Linked DNA regions of Homo sapiens: region 2 is linked to region 1. The links are chromatin contacts, found by Hi-C in ENCODE. All regions are on one chromosome and are shown on one strand. The core of a region is the stretch at or near the end of the contact, and the rest is flanking DNA. Distances in the headings are between cores, read along the strand shown.

What was found. A loop is a pair of places that touch in the nucleus more often than their neighbours do. Pooled maps may share reads with other maps.
Region 2: a loop to region 1 is called in a pooled map, with 11 times the contacts of the local background. The contact joins the promoter of AMER1 here to the promoter of ZXDB in region 1. A Hi-C loop is called at or near these places in 6 of 50 pooled maps.

Annotation. Positions count from the first base shown.
Region 1 is chrX:57,589,208-57,596,451 of GRCh38, forward strand. ZXDB (zinc finger X-linked duplicated B) reads left to right here and starts at 2,804. Exons shown (of 1, transcript NM_007157.4): 1 at 2,804-7,244. The coding sequence starts at 2,842. The coding sequence ends at 5,253. RefSeq lists silencers at 3,142-3,431, 3,492-3,681.
Region 2 is chrX:64,203,019-64,210,262 of GRCh38, forward strand. It overlaps AMER1 (APC membrane recruitment protein 1), which reads right to left and starts at 2,690. Exons shown (of 2, transcript NM_152424.4): 1 at 2,552-2,690. LOC112268307 reads left to right here and starts at 2,928. Exons shown (of 4, transcript XM_047442706.1): 1 at 2,928-3,066; 2 at 3,964-4,022. The coding sequence starts at 3,001. RefSeq lists silencers at 1,797-1,856, 2,837-2,936 and an enhancer at 3,067-3,226.

The DNA of each region.
Region 1 (7,244 bases), core at 1,554-4,053:
GCCTTATCCAAATATCAGAATTGACTATGGATCTGTAGTAATTAAGACAGTGTGATATTTCAAACAAATAGGGCCGAGCACTTAATAGCGAGTATAGGAACTAGCCCACATATGGGTAGATACTTGATTTATGGCACTGTAAATCAGTTGGCAAAAGGCAGACTTTTCAATAAGTGGTTCACTGAGAAAACTGGATATTCAAACAAATAAATAAATAAATAAATAAATGGAACCCCACTCAACACAATATACAAACATCAATTGCAGGTGGATTAAGACCTGACTGTGAAGGGCAATAGCATACGTATTTTGGAAGAAAATATAGAAAACGCTTTCATGGCCCAGGGTTTCTTAAAACAGAAAAGATTTCTTAAAACAGATTTCTTAAAACAAAAACACACTAACCATCAGGAAAAGAATGATGAATTTGACTATATTATAATTAAGATCTTCTGTTCACAAAACACAGCACAAAGCAATGGGAAATACAAACAGAACAAGGGAATATTTTGGCCACAGGTATGGACTAGTATTTAAAATATTTAACAGGCTCATTAAGTCAGTAAGTACTAGATGAACAATAGAATAGAAACATGGGTTAAAAGAGGTAAATTTGAATAGGCCTTCTTCGGAGTAGACACTCCAAAAGGCTCATAAACACGAAAATGTGCTAAAGCTTACTAGTAATTTGGGTATTGCCCACCAGTAGACTGGCAAAATTTAAATTCTGGCAATACTTGGTGTGGGTGAAGATGTGGAGCAGTAGGGGCTCTCTGTGCTGCTGGTGGGATTGACAGCTTGCCCAATCACTACAGAGAACAATTTGGCATCATCTAGTAAAGCTCAGGATATCCATACCCTATGGCCCTGTGATTCTATTCTTGGATATATACCCTAGAGAGATTTTTACACATGTGTCCCATGAGAAATGTGCAAGAATGTTCATAATAATCGCTGAAAAATAGAAGCAATCCTAATGTTCATCTGCTGTAGAATGGAGTGGTATAATCATACCATAATCACTTTGCTATAAGCATATGCTGGAACGACAGTCGATGGAGACAAAGGATCTACTTACTTATAACTATTATGAACAACATGGATGAGTCTCAAGTATAATACAGAGTGAAAGAAACAAGTTATAAAAGGAAACTTGCCGTATGATTCCATTTATACAACTTCGTATCAACTCTATTGTTTACGGATGCGTACAAAAGTGATAAAGCTATAAAGGAAAGCAGTGAAATGATTATTACAAAGTCAGGGCAATGACTATATTCATATAGGAGAGTGTGGGTTGTGATTGGGAGGAGTACAGCGGCTGTATTCTGGAAGGCTGGCAGTGGTCTATTGCTTGACCTTGGTCCTGGTTACACAGGTGTCTGCTTTTGTAAAATAATCTAAACGATACAAATATGTTTTATGCACTCTTCTATACCTCAGATTTGAAAAATGCTTCCACCAGAAAAAGTAATAGAAAGAAAAGTATGTGGAGTAGACATTTTGATGAGGTTCAAATAGTTATGGATGAATAGCTTGATTTTCAAGAGACCAAGTGTCCACTGTCATTAAAAGAGGGCGAGAGAGCTGGGAGTATTTAAACAACAGGTTACACCCCGCTCCCCCACCACCACCAATCTAGTCATTACTCTAAGCTTTCTTATCTCAGATATTTCACCCTATATTTGTGTCAATTCCCAACTCAGTCGTAACGGACAAAATGAAGGATTGTCATCATCATTAATAAGATCATTAGGCACCACAGGCCCAGCAAGCCTGGGCCACCACACTTAAATGTGAACAGGTACACCAGGTTGATTGGACAAGATCGTCTGTGCCTTTTACTTGGCAGAATCCATTGCAGTGACTCAGGATTTAACCTAAACACATTTAACTGAAACTCCTGCCCAGAGACCTCCACGTGCTGGAGAAGGCAGAGTAAACTGAGGAATGAATGCCCTCATTGTGCTGTGAGAGCAGACATGAAATTTATCACAGTACAACCGATGGTGGAAGGGCAAAAGTTGGTTTAGGTTGTGCACTGTATAGGGAGAAGCCAGGAGAAGGTTGGGTTTTTTCCAGATTTCAGTGTAAATTGTTTCATCCTCCAGACTTTGAATTTCTAGGCTGAAGAGTGCTAACCTGTTTTGGCCGCATCTCTCACTCATTCTAATGTCTGTATCAGCAAGACAAAATTTGAACTATGCGGCAAATTGTACCGAAGACTTTGCTCAAGATAATTGTGAATATGGAAGTTGTCCCGCGGGGAGGTGGGAAGGGGAAGGACATTTTCAGCAGAACTGCCAGCGCTATGGTGGTTTAATGCTGACACAGAGACAGTTTTTTCTCTCAGGAATTGTCTTTCATCCATCAGTCCAGCCAGCCAGCCAGCCAGCAAATTTTAACACACAGAAAGTACGAAGCAACATATCTAACACTGGGAGGGGCTGGGGTGTGTTTATTTGGGTATATACAATGAGTCATGGATTAAAATTGCTTCCAGCGGATAGATACCTAGGTGTTCCACAGCATTACTGAACAAGCTGTCGTCATTTCCCCATTACCTCAGAAGACCCCCTTAATTACTTACTTATATTAACTGTAGAACGTATTTATGCATACCAGGCTCTACCTCTGGGCTTTCTATTCTGTTCCAGAGACCCAGTACCAGAATATTTAAATCACTGTGGCGTTAAATACGTTTTAATATCTGATAGGGCCAGTTTCTGCGCATTGCACATTTTTTTTTCCCCTTTCAGGAACGTGTTCAGGCCCGCGGCAGGGGGCGGGATCGCGCCTCCTCCTCGGCTCTGGTTCCAGCCGAGCCTCTCGGACGCAGAGATGGAAATCCCGAAGCTGCTCCCGGCTCGCGGGACACTACAGGGCGGCGGCGGCGGCGGTATCCCCGCGGGTGGCGGCCGAGTCCACCGAGGCCCTGACTCGCCGGCTGGCCAGGTCCCCACGCGCCGCCTCCTGCTGCTCCGGGGCCCCCAAGATGGCGGGCCCGGGCGGCGGCGCGAGGAGGCCAGCACGGCATCACGGGGCCCTGGCCCAAGCCTGTTGGCGCCGAGGACCGATCAACCTAGCGGCGGCGGCGGCGGCGGCGGCGACGACTTCTTCCTGGTGCTGCTTGACCCGGTGGGTGGCGACGTGGAGACCGCGGGCTCCGGTCAGGCCGCAGGGCCTGTGTTGAGGGAGGAGGCCGAGGAGGGCCCGGGGCTCCAGGGGGGCGAGAGCGGCGCGAATCCCGCGGGGCCCACTGCGCTAGGCCCCCGCTGCCTGTCCGCGGTTCCCACTCCGGCCCCGATCTCCGCCCCCGGCCCCGCCGCGGCCTTCGCGGGCACAGTCACTATCCACAACCAGGACCTGCTGTTGCGCTTTGAGAACGGCGTCCTCACCCTGGCCACGCCCCCACCACACGCCTGGGAGCCAGGGGCCGCTCCTGCCCAGCAGCCCGGGTGTCTGATCGCCCCGCAAGCTGGGTTCCCGCATGCCGCGCACCCGGGTGACTGCCCAGAGCTGCCGCCAGACCTCCTGCTAGCTGAGCCGGCCGAACCCGCGCCAGCTCCGGCGCCTGAGGAGGAGGCGGAGGGCCCGGCCGCCGCCCTGGGCCCCCGCGGACCGCTGGGCTCCGGCCCAGGCGTGGTGCTGTACTTGTGCCCCGAGGCGCAGTGCGGGCAAACCTTCGCCAAGAAGCACCAGCTGAAGGTGCACCTGCTGACGCACAGCAGCAGCCAGGGCCAGAGGCCCTTCAAATGCCCCCTGGGTGGCTGCGGCTGGACCTTCACCACCTCTTACAAGCTCAAGAGGCACCTGCAGTCGCACGACAAACTGCGGCCCTTTGGCTGCCCGGCAGAGGGCTGTGGCAAGAGCTTCACCACAGTGTACAACCTCAAGGCGCACATGAAGGGCCATGAGCAGGAGAACTCATTCAAATGCGAGGTGTGCGAGGAGAGCTTCCCCACGCAGGCCAAACTCAGCGCCCACCAGCGCAGCCACTTCGAACCGGAGAGGCCTTACCAGTGCGCGTTTTCTGGCTGCAAGAAGACATTTATCACAGTGAGTGCTCTGTTTTCCCATAACCGCGCCCATTTCAGGGAACAGGAACTGTTTTCCTGCTCTTTTCCTGGCTGCAGCAAACAATATGACAAGGCTTGTAGGCTGAAAATTCACCTGCGGAGTCACACCGGCGAGAGACCTTTCCTTTGTGACTTTGATGGCTGTGGCTGGAACTTCACTAGCATGTCCAAACTCTTAAGGCACAAAAGAAAGCACGACGATGACCGGAGGTTCATGTGCCCTGTGGAAGGCTGTGGGAAATCTTTCACGAGGGCGGAACATCTGAAAGGCCACAGCATAACCCACCTGGGCACAAAGCCTTTCGTGTGTCCTGTGGCAGGCTGCTGTGCCAGGTTCTCTGCTCGCAGTAGCCTCTACATTCACTCCAAGAAACACCTGCAGGATGTGGACACTTGGAAAAGCCGTTGCCCGATCTCCTCTTGTAATAAACTCTTCACATCCAAGCACAGCATGAAGACGCACATGGTTAAAAGGCATAAGGTGGGCCAGGATCTCTTAGCTCAGCTAGAAGCAGCAAATTCTCTCACACCCAGCAGTGAACTTACCAGCCAGAGACAGAATGATCTCAGTGATGCAGAGATAGTGTCTCTCTTCTCTGATGTACCTGACAGTACTTCTGCTGCATTGCTGGACACAGCATTGGTGAACTCTGGAATCTTGACTATTGATGTGGCTTCTGTGAGCTCGACTCTGGCAGGGCACCTCCCTGCTAATAATAATAATTCCGTAGGGCAGGCTGTGGACCCTCCGTCCTTGATGGCCACCAGCGACCCTCCTCAAAGTCTGGATACCTCTCTCTTTTTTGGAACGGCGGCCACTGGTTTTCAGCAGAGCTCCTTAAATATGGATGAGGTCTCAAGTGTAAGTGTGGGGCCATTGGGATCTCTGGACTCTTTGGCCATGAAAAACTCCAGTCCAGAGCCTCAGGCTTTGACACCCAGCAGTAAGCTAACAGTGGACACAGATGCTCTGACTCCTTCGAGCACCCTTTGTGAAAACAGTGTCTCAGAACTACTGACACCAACCAAAGCGGAGTGGAACGTACATCCTGACTCTGACTTCTTTGGACAGGAGGGAGAAACCCAGTTTGGATTCCCCAATGCAGCAGGAAACCATGGTTCTCAGAAAGAAACAGATCTTATCACTGTGACTGGCAGCTCATTTTTGGTATGAACCAACTCTATTCATTCCTCATCATGTGGCTTACTTTTATTACAGTCAATTTTGAGGATATTCTGGACTAAATATTTAAGTGCAGTCATTTCTTTTTGGTTTGCAAAAAGAGCACAGCCCTGGACTACAAGTTTGGAGATTTAAATTCTGATCTTGAGTTTGGAACTGACAAGTTGTGTGACCCTGAGCAAGTCAGTTAACCTATCTGAGCCTTAATTTCCTTATTTATAAATTGAGGTGGTTTGAATAGATTGCTTTTAAGGTCTTTCTGCTCTGTGATTCCTTGATAATACATTTCTTTCCTTGAAAAATATGAGGACGTTTTTCAGTGATGTGGCATGCGTTTTTTTTTAACTGCCCCCCCAGCCCTGACATGTTCTTTTTTTGGCAAACATACATAATGTTACATCATACTATGATGAACATCCATGTACTTTTCACTCAATTTCAGCAATTATGAATCCATGAACAATCTTTTTTAACTTAGCCTCACTCACTCCCCATGTTCTAGTATTATTTTGTAACAAATAGCAGACATCTGATCATTTTATCCATAAATATTCTTTATATATCTCTGAAAGCTATGGGATGATATGGAAAAAAATGATAATTCCATTATCGCAAGTGATATTTACAGTAATTCTTTAATATCAGTAAATATCCAGTGAGGGTTCAAACTTCCAATTGCCTCATAAATGCTACTTGTTTTATTATTTTTAATTAGTAGAATCCCGTAAATCTCCTAAGTGTCTTCTTAATCCGTATGTTTCCCTTTCATCTTTCTTTTTTTCCTTGCGATTTTGTTTATGAAATGAGGTTGTTTCACATGTAGCATTTGCCACAATTTAAGTTTTGCTAATTGCATCCCTATGGTAATGTTTGCTTTCCTCTATCCTCTGTTTCTTTAATTTGCTAGTTATGTCTAGAGACTTGATGAGATTGAAACATGGCTTTTGGCATGAATGTTTCATAGGTTATGTTGTGTTCATTTAGTAGGTGGCGCATAATCTGTGGTTTTCTCTCTTTTTGTGGTATTAGCAGCTGCTGCAGATAAATGCATTAATTCATGATGCTTCTGATATGATGAGTCATCTTTGTAGAGTTACTAAGCATTAGCAAAGGAGGAAATGCTATGTAATAGAAATATTATTCAATGCCAAAATATTTTCTTAAATAGTCATAGAACTAACAAGAAAAAATAGATAGCAAAAAAATGTGTTGGCTGTTCTCACTGTTTATCTTCCTAACTTCTTTTGATGATGGAAGGCAGTTTTGTGGAAATTGCCAGCCAGGACTTTGACATGAAACAGACCCAGGGCTAAATTTTGGCTCTGTGGTGTTGGATAAGTGGCCTTGAATAAATTAGTTATTAAGCTTCAGTTTTCTAGCTTTTAACTGATTATAACAATGCACACACATACCTGACACACTGTTAAATTTTCTTCTCTTCCTGTTTCTTATGTTAAGGAAAGATACTCTGTGTTTTGGCATATGTTGGTGAATTTGTACCATTTTTATCCTCTCAGTCCTTCCTTTTATAAGACAATAATTGGAGTAGTTTAATCTTATTCATGTGCAGATAAAAGAGGTTTATGAAGTTTAGGGTGAAGTAGGCAAGGGAATCTGTTTACTCCCTCTTCCCTCTACTGAATAATTTTCCCTCTACTGAATAATTTTCCCTCTAAGAATTGCTGTGGGTAATACCAGGAGTGGGGACATTGCCCACATGCATAAGAGCGTATCTCTCCATTCGATCAGTTTGTCACCATCTTTGCTCTGTTTTGAAAGTCAGGCTTCTCTGTGACTGTGAAGCCTGCTGTTCCCTGAAAATCTGATAATGGAGCAGTGGAGGTTTTTTTCTTTCTGTGCTCTGTAGATCTCATTGTTTGCACTTGTAATTTCCCAGAGTTGAAAGGAAAGATTGAACTGGAATATTGTGTAAACTATCTGTCTTACATTAGTGTAGCATTTTGCAATTTGGGGAACATCTT
Region 2 (7,244 bases), core at 1,440-3,939, 6.6 Mb after region 1:
CTCCCATTCCTGGGTCTGCTTATGCTTTGCCTACTAAACCCCTCTACTTTCTGGCAGCTTCCATGGATGATCCCCCTGCTTATACAGATCTTTCATCTCTCTCCAAGTAGTTTGTCTCTTGGCTCATGAATCAGCAACCAAAGATATGCATGGTCTGGGATCTGAGCATTCCAAATCCTGGGCCTGTTGTTGGGGGAAGATATATCATGATTTTTTTCTTGTAGTTGCAATCATCCCCCTTCTAATCCATCCTCATTAGGCACACTCAATACATATCTGAGCCTTGAGTATCATTTCTCTAGCCACTTTCATATGAATCAGGACAAGCGCAAGTTGGAAAGGTAAAGGTCTTCTGGAAAACTCTACAAAGAAAGCAAGTCCTTCCGGAACAATCATTAACTGCTCTGCACTGCTTGGCTTTGAGAGGGTTGTGGCTGAGGTCCAGGTTTTATTTACTCCTCCAAAGGGTTCTGAGAGAACCCAGACATCCATGATATCAGACAAAACAGAGGCAGGCCAACTTAATTATAGTCTGCATCCTATTATAATTTAAGCCTGAATATGCCCAGGAGAAGTAGGCAGCCCTGGAGGAGTTCTGAGAAGAAAGAAGTCACCATGGGTGGGCAAGAGCCAGGCAGAAAGGCACCAAGGAAAAGGAAGGCCCAGAACTGAGGTTTGAGAAGGAAGAAGATTTGGACAGGTGTAGGCTGAGTGGGTTTGGGTGTGGGGAAGGGAGTTACATAGAGCAGATACATTAGGTGCCTGCTGGCCTGAGACAAGGCAGAGGGCAGGTCCAGCCCTGGGCTAGAGATGCCCAGCTGCAAGTAGAGGTTTGTGTTGGGGCCTAATCAAGGTGGGAGGAGGTGACTGTAGTGTGATATCTGTGGTCCTGGCTCCTGTCATAAAGGTCCAGAGCTAGCCTTCCCCCAAGTGAGGAATTTACTGGGTCTCGTTGCCCCTCCTCAAAGTGCCCAAGCTTTGCCTGGGCCCTGCAGCCCACAGGGCTCTCCACACCAGAGGTTAATCAAAGGTCCAAGAGCTTACCAAGCCCCCAGTGGCTTCCTCTGTCCTATTCCTCAAAAAGGCCTAGAGAGCCCACTGCCAGAGGTGCACCATGGTGCAGTGACTGTGCAGTGGGTGGTGCCGAATGAGGGGAGCCACACTGGGGGAGGGGGCTCTGCTGGAATCCCGGTGGGGCAGGCAGTCCAACAGTGCAGTGCCCTCTGCCTTGCCCATGCCCACGCCGCTGCAGCAGGCAGGCAGAGCCGCAGAGGAAGATGTTTGTGTGTGGAACAAGGCTCGCCTTGACCCCGCGGCCCTTGCCGAAAGCAGCCTGGCCAAACGGAGACCAGCTCTGCGGGGCCAGTCCAGCTGCCGCCTAGGCGCTTGGGCTGTGACGCATGTAGCGGGCACAGCCCCTCACCACCGGGGGAGCCAAGCAAAGTCCAGCGTTCGGGCGGTCACCAGTGTCAGAAGTGTCTCCAGCAGACAATGACAGGGGCCTGGCGGGCTGGGTATGTTAAGTAACTGCGAAGTTGGAGGGTTTGGCCACCTCGCTAGCTCTCCTGTACACAGAGATGGTATGATACGTTCCGTACTACAATGAGGGCTCCTTCGGCCTCTGGCAAGGAAATGCCCCCCAAACACCGTGCCTATTGCTATTTTTAAACGGGAGGCTGGAGAGGAAAACGCGGCCAGTATCCTCCAAGGGAAAAGGAGGTGAGGCGAGGCGAGGCGGGAGACAAAGCGGCCTTGCAGCTCTAACTCAAGGACTAGCTTGCGCCGCTGCTCTAACCCAAGGACCAGCAAGAGCCCGGCTGCCAGCCAGCCTGCCCGACCGCGGGGGCGGGCGCCAGATGCGCCCGGAGGCCCAGGAGGAGGGGCGCGGCTAGTTGGGGCCACAAGGCCAAGGTTCTGAAGGGAAGTGTGCGACTGAGCTCAGCCCACAGGCCCAACTGAGCTCCTCTGGGGAGGGGGCAGTCTGTGGATGTCCCAATCCACGCCAAAGCCGGTCTCCGTCGGGCCCAAGCCAGCACGCCAGCTTGAGTCCGCAGAAAGGAGGGAGAGGCTGGAGATGCACAGGGGAGGGGAGGGGCGGCAGCCAGGCAGCCGGAGAGAGGGGTGAGCGGTACCCGCGTTACACAGCTGTTCCAGCAAATGTGCTACAACAAAGCTGCAGAGCTCCTGGCCTACAAATGCATGGCTTGGGGTGCTGGCTGGCGGCGCCCTTCCCGGGACTGTGCGGCAGCACGTGCGGGCCCATCCCCGCCCCCCCGAAAGCCGGGAGGCTTGGCCCAGGCTAGCCTGCCTTCCTACCCGCCCTCCCCAACCCCCCTCCCCCCAGCCGTGGTCGCTTGTGCCCAGGGGACTCAAGGCCGCTCTGCCTCTCCACCCGACAGTCCGCAAAGCGGGTTCCAAAGGAGAGGGGCGAGCGACCGGGACTCCGACCCGCCTAGTCCTTAGTGCCCTCCTCCAGTCCGTAGGAGCAGAGCACGCGGGAATGCACCCGACCGCGGGCAGGCGGAGGCTCCTGGCTGTACGCAACGCTTACCCAGCCCGGTCAGGTTCCTAGCCCGGTTATTGTCCGCTGAGCCGCCCTGGGCCGGGCTGCAGCCTCGGCTGCCACGGCTGAGAGCGCCGCCACCGCAGCTGCTGCCGCCGTCGCCGCGGCTCCAGTCACCTCCAGCACTGACTCCCCTTCCCCAGGCTTTGGGTAGCTCCCCCATACCCCCTCCCCCAGTACTCCAAGGCCACCGGGTGGGGCATCTGCGTCCTGATTGGCAGGCATATGGCCCAATCGCTATGGTGGGAAGGCGTGCCCCGGCCCGCCCACTGTTTTCCTTGGTGCGTTTCTCTTTAAATGCAAATAAGTGCAGGCGTGGTGTTGGCAGGGGGCGGAGAGGGTGCGGAACCACTGGCTGGGGCTCCCCACTCCCGCCCCCACGCCGGGCTGGTAGTGGCGTGGCTACACCGTGGCCTCAAGGAGCCAGTCCTGCCCGGATGGGGCTCGCCGGATCGGTTTCGGTTTTCACGCACTCCCATTTCTGTGGCCGCTGTGCATTCGCGGTACTGTGCCCTGGCCGCCACCAGGACGTTTATTCCTGAGCTAGAGGCCGGCGGGGAGTAACGAGGCAGAGAGGTTGAGGAATCTGGGAAGACTGCAGAAACCTAAGGGCCGGCCTATCCTTAGTCGTAGAGACAAGGCCCTGCGGATCGCGCCGCCAGGCCACCCAGAGGAGGGACTCACCTGCCAGGAAAGCTAGCTGCAGCGCCTGCGCCCTAACTTCGTCCGCCTCTCTGGCACACCAGTGCCCTTAGAGACCATAGAGGCCAACTTCCACCCGTTACCGACGGGCCCTCTGCTGCCCAGAGTGGGGAAAGTCCCTCCCCACAGTTACCCAGCCTGCCGGCGACAAGGGCCAATTTGGAATCCAGAGCCCCGGGCTCCCTTTCCAGGATTGCTTTCACTTTTCTTCTCTGAGATGATACCTGTTTCCATAGTTTGACCCTCACCCAAATTTCGCACCTTCTATGGAATGTGGAGGGAATCCCCAAGGTCTCCAGAGTCCCCCTTCCCCCATCCTTTGTGAGCCTGGCTTTCGGCAGGCCTTTTTCCTTGAAAAGTCTAAATATTGAGAGGAAAATCTTGTCTGGGCCCAAACCGGAGGTCAGGCTGAGGACAAAGTGAGGAGGCCTGTACCAGCCTTGTCTGCTACTGTGTGTGGGATGTGGCAGGGAGCCCGGCGAACTTGGGTCTCTAGCCTAAGGACATTAAGTGGCATCAGTGGCTGCCAGGGCCAGGTGAGCTGAGGCAGCAAAGAATCTAGTTCCACCACTAGTTCAAGAATATCCAGAAGGCCCAGCCCTAAAACTCTGTGTGTGTCTAAAAAGGGAGGTGGGTGGATTAAAGCTGAGGATAGAGAGAAGGATTAGAGAACAATGCGTGCTATTTTTGCATTGCAGGAGTGTTCTCTGCTGCTTCTGGGTCCTGACAGTCTTGAAAAGATCCAGCTGCTGAACTGGTAAGAGGTGGACTGCTGCCTCTGCATGTGTAGAGCACAGGAACTGACATGGCTGCTAGGGATCTGACTCTAGCTCTACCTCAGACTTGCTGGACACCTTGGCCAATTCATTTTTTTCTCTGGGCCAGGGCATCACCCCACCTCCACAAGGAGAGGGTAAGCATCATCAGGCTCCCTTGATATCTTTGAGATCTGACAGTTCAACTCATTTTTTTCTATAATATTCCATGATCTTCCACGGAATATTATAGAAAATATAGATGTTCCATGACCTTCCATGGCATTCTATACATTGCCAACAAAAATCAATATTGAACATCAGACTCCCATCCTAGTACTGAGTCTAAATAAACGATGAGGAGTAGGGAGCTGCTGCTGGCTCATTATGCAACTTTTTTCCCATCTGGATGGCTGGACTATAAAAGTTTCCCTGGGGCTATGCTTTCCTGCTTTGCAAAGTCCTGATTCTCATTTGTGGGCCTGATTTGGAAGTTTATTTTCTTTTCCAGAATCTCCATTATAGACTTCCTCCCTACCTCGTGCCTCTGGTCACTGCCACTTGCTCACATTTCACTCAGAACCTTGATTCTTTGAATTAGACTAAGATTATGAGAAGGCAGTTTGCAAACCTGGGGTCCAGGGAAACAAAGGGCCAGAGCAGTCTCAGTTGTGGAAGCAGGGAGAGAGGAGGTGTGCAAAGTAGTCAGGTGGCAGGCTTGAAATAGTCCCAGGCACTATTGTGCTGCTCCTGTCACAGGGGCTAGTCTTCTATGCCTTCTGCCCAGCCACCAAACATTCTGTCACACCAGTCAGTTTTTGGAGTGACTAGTGTGGGAGGAACAATTCGTGAGAAATTGAGCTAAACCCAAAAGAAATGGGGCTTCAGGAAAAAAAATATTCTTTGTGATCCTAGAGAACTCCCAGCTGAGCACCCTTCTTTATGGTCCAGATATTACTGAGTCTTGGGAGGATACTGTATGTGTGTATTAAAGGGGAAAAGATGTGGGAGGGGACAACACAGCTTCTTGTTTGCATAGCTCACTTCTCTCCAGGGACGATGTATGGAAAGACCAAGTGTGTGCATAAACTTGCACCTCAAAATGCCTCCTCATAGAGAGAGTACTGTAAGACCCCATTCCACATGCTGACTGACACGTGGTCAACTTGCTTAGTCAAGACAGGCACTGGTTGTGAGGAGCTGGAAATCTTTCTTAAGTTTGTTTACCTGCAAAATGGAGATAATCCTCGTGCTGCCTAGTGTCTTGTGGCTGCGGTGAAAAGCCCATAAGAACAGATGTGTGGGCTGTGTGGAGGCAACTTCATAAACTCAAGTAGACACATCATTACAGGGCACATCATTACAATGCTCATTTCTTTCTTCACCAAGTATTCCATAGTCATTTCCTCTATGCCAGGCCTGTTGATAGTTATTGGGAGAAGCAGTACAGTGTTAACCTTTTTGAGGCACCTGGGTATGGAGTTCTGAGAGGAACTGAAATCTACACTAGAGGTCTGGCAAAGGTGTTCTGGAGCATTGCAGATGAAGAGACTCCTTCTCCCCAGGGTGGCAAGGGGTATCAGAGAAAAGTTCTATGGAGGATAGCTTTGACGGTTGGGTCAAGTCAGAAAAGTAGGGGAAGGATTCCTGCCCAAGCCAAAGCCCATCAGTGAGAGGGTATGGTGGGTTGGGCAAGAGCTACAATTCTGGATGGCTGTGGCTAAGTATTTGTGTGGTGGGGAGAGGAAGAGCTGGACATTAGACTAGAAAGAAAGGCCTGGGGCCAAAGTGTAAAAGACCATGACTGCCTGGGTAAATTGAGGCTCAACTAGCTAAGTTCATCTTTTCCAGGAAAGTGGTATGTTGTAGTGGCTCTGCCACCAGACTGCCTGGGCTGGGATGTGAAGCTTGCCACTTAGGAGCAGTATGATCTGGGCAGGTCAATTTACCTCTCTGAGTCTCAACATTTTTTTCTGCAAAATGAAAATAATAGCACCCATGTCAGAGAATTGTGGTAAGAATTGAGTAGTCCATATGAAGTGGCACAGAGGCTAGTACATAAGATGGTATCAATAAATGTTAGTTACTGATGCTGTTATTATTATTGCTATCCTTCTGATCCAATGTACAGATCTTCAAAGTTATGGAACTGCTAATATGACTTTGAAACCAGTTTTTGTTTTGTTTTTGGTTTTTTTTTTGAGACGGAGTCACGCTCTGTCGCCCGGACTGGAGTGCAGTGGAGCGATCTCGGCTCACTGCAAGCTCCGCCTCCCGGGTTCACGCCATTCTCCTGCCTCAGCCTCCCGAGTAGCTAGGACTACAGGTACCTGCCACCACACCCAGCTAATTTTTCGTATTATTAGTAGAGGCGGGGTTTCACTGTGTTAGCCAGGTTGGTCTAGATCTCCTGACCTCATGATCCATCTGCCTTGGCCTCCCAAAGTGTTGGGATTACAGGCGTGAGCCACCACACCTGGCCGAAACCAGTTTTTAATATAAACACACATGAGCCTATGATTCCTTATGAACAGACTCACTTTATTGTGCAGACCCAGACTCAGTTTCCCAGGGCAGAATATTTTGTTCATCTTCATATCCTCAGCACTCAACAGAGAGTTTGGCAGAAACTTGTTGATGAGTATGTATTTACTGAACATGAAATGAGGCATTTTCAGGCCTAATATCAAGCTTAAGTGCCAGCATCCACCAATGAAGTGTGATGTTACCACTCATTGGGCATCTCCTTTGTGCCAGGCCCTGTGTTAAGTGACACACTCATTACCCAGAATGATGGACTACACACAGCTTCTGGTCTCAAGGGCAACCAGTCTAGTGGAAGAGGAAGAAAACTCCTGAGTTTCTTACTTGGACAAGGGACTGCTGGATGGTGTTGTCATCCACTGAACTGAGTAATATAGGAACAGAATTAGGAAAATGTGGCCAGGTGCGGTGGCTCACGCCTGTAATCCCAGCACTTTGGGAGGCCGAGGTGGGCGGATCACAAGGTCAGGAGATCAAGACCATTCTGGCTAACACGGTGAAACCCCGTGTCTACTAAAAATACAAAAAATTAGCCGGGCGTGATGGCGGGCGCCTGTAGTCCCAGCTACTTGGGAGGCTGAGGCGGGAGAATGGCATGAACCTGGGAGGCAGAACTTGGAGTGATCCTTGATCGCTCCACTGCACTCCAGCCTGGGCGACAGAGCGAGACTCCGTCTCCA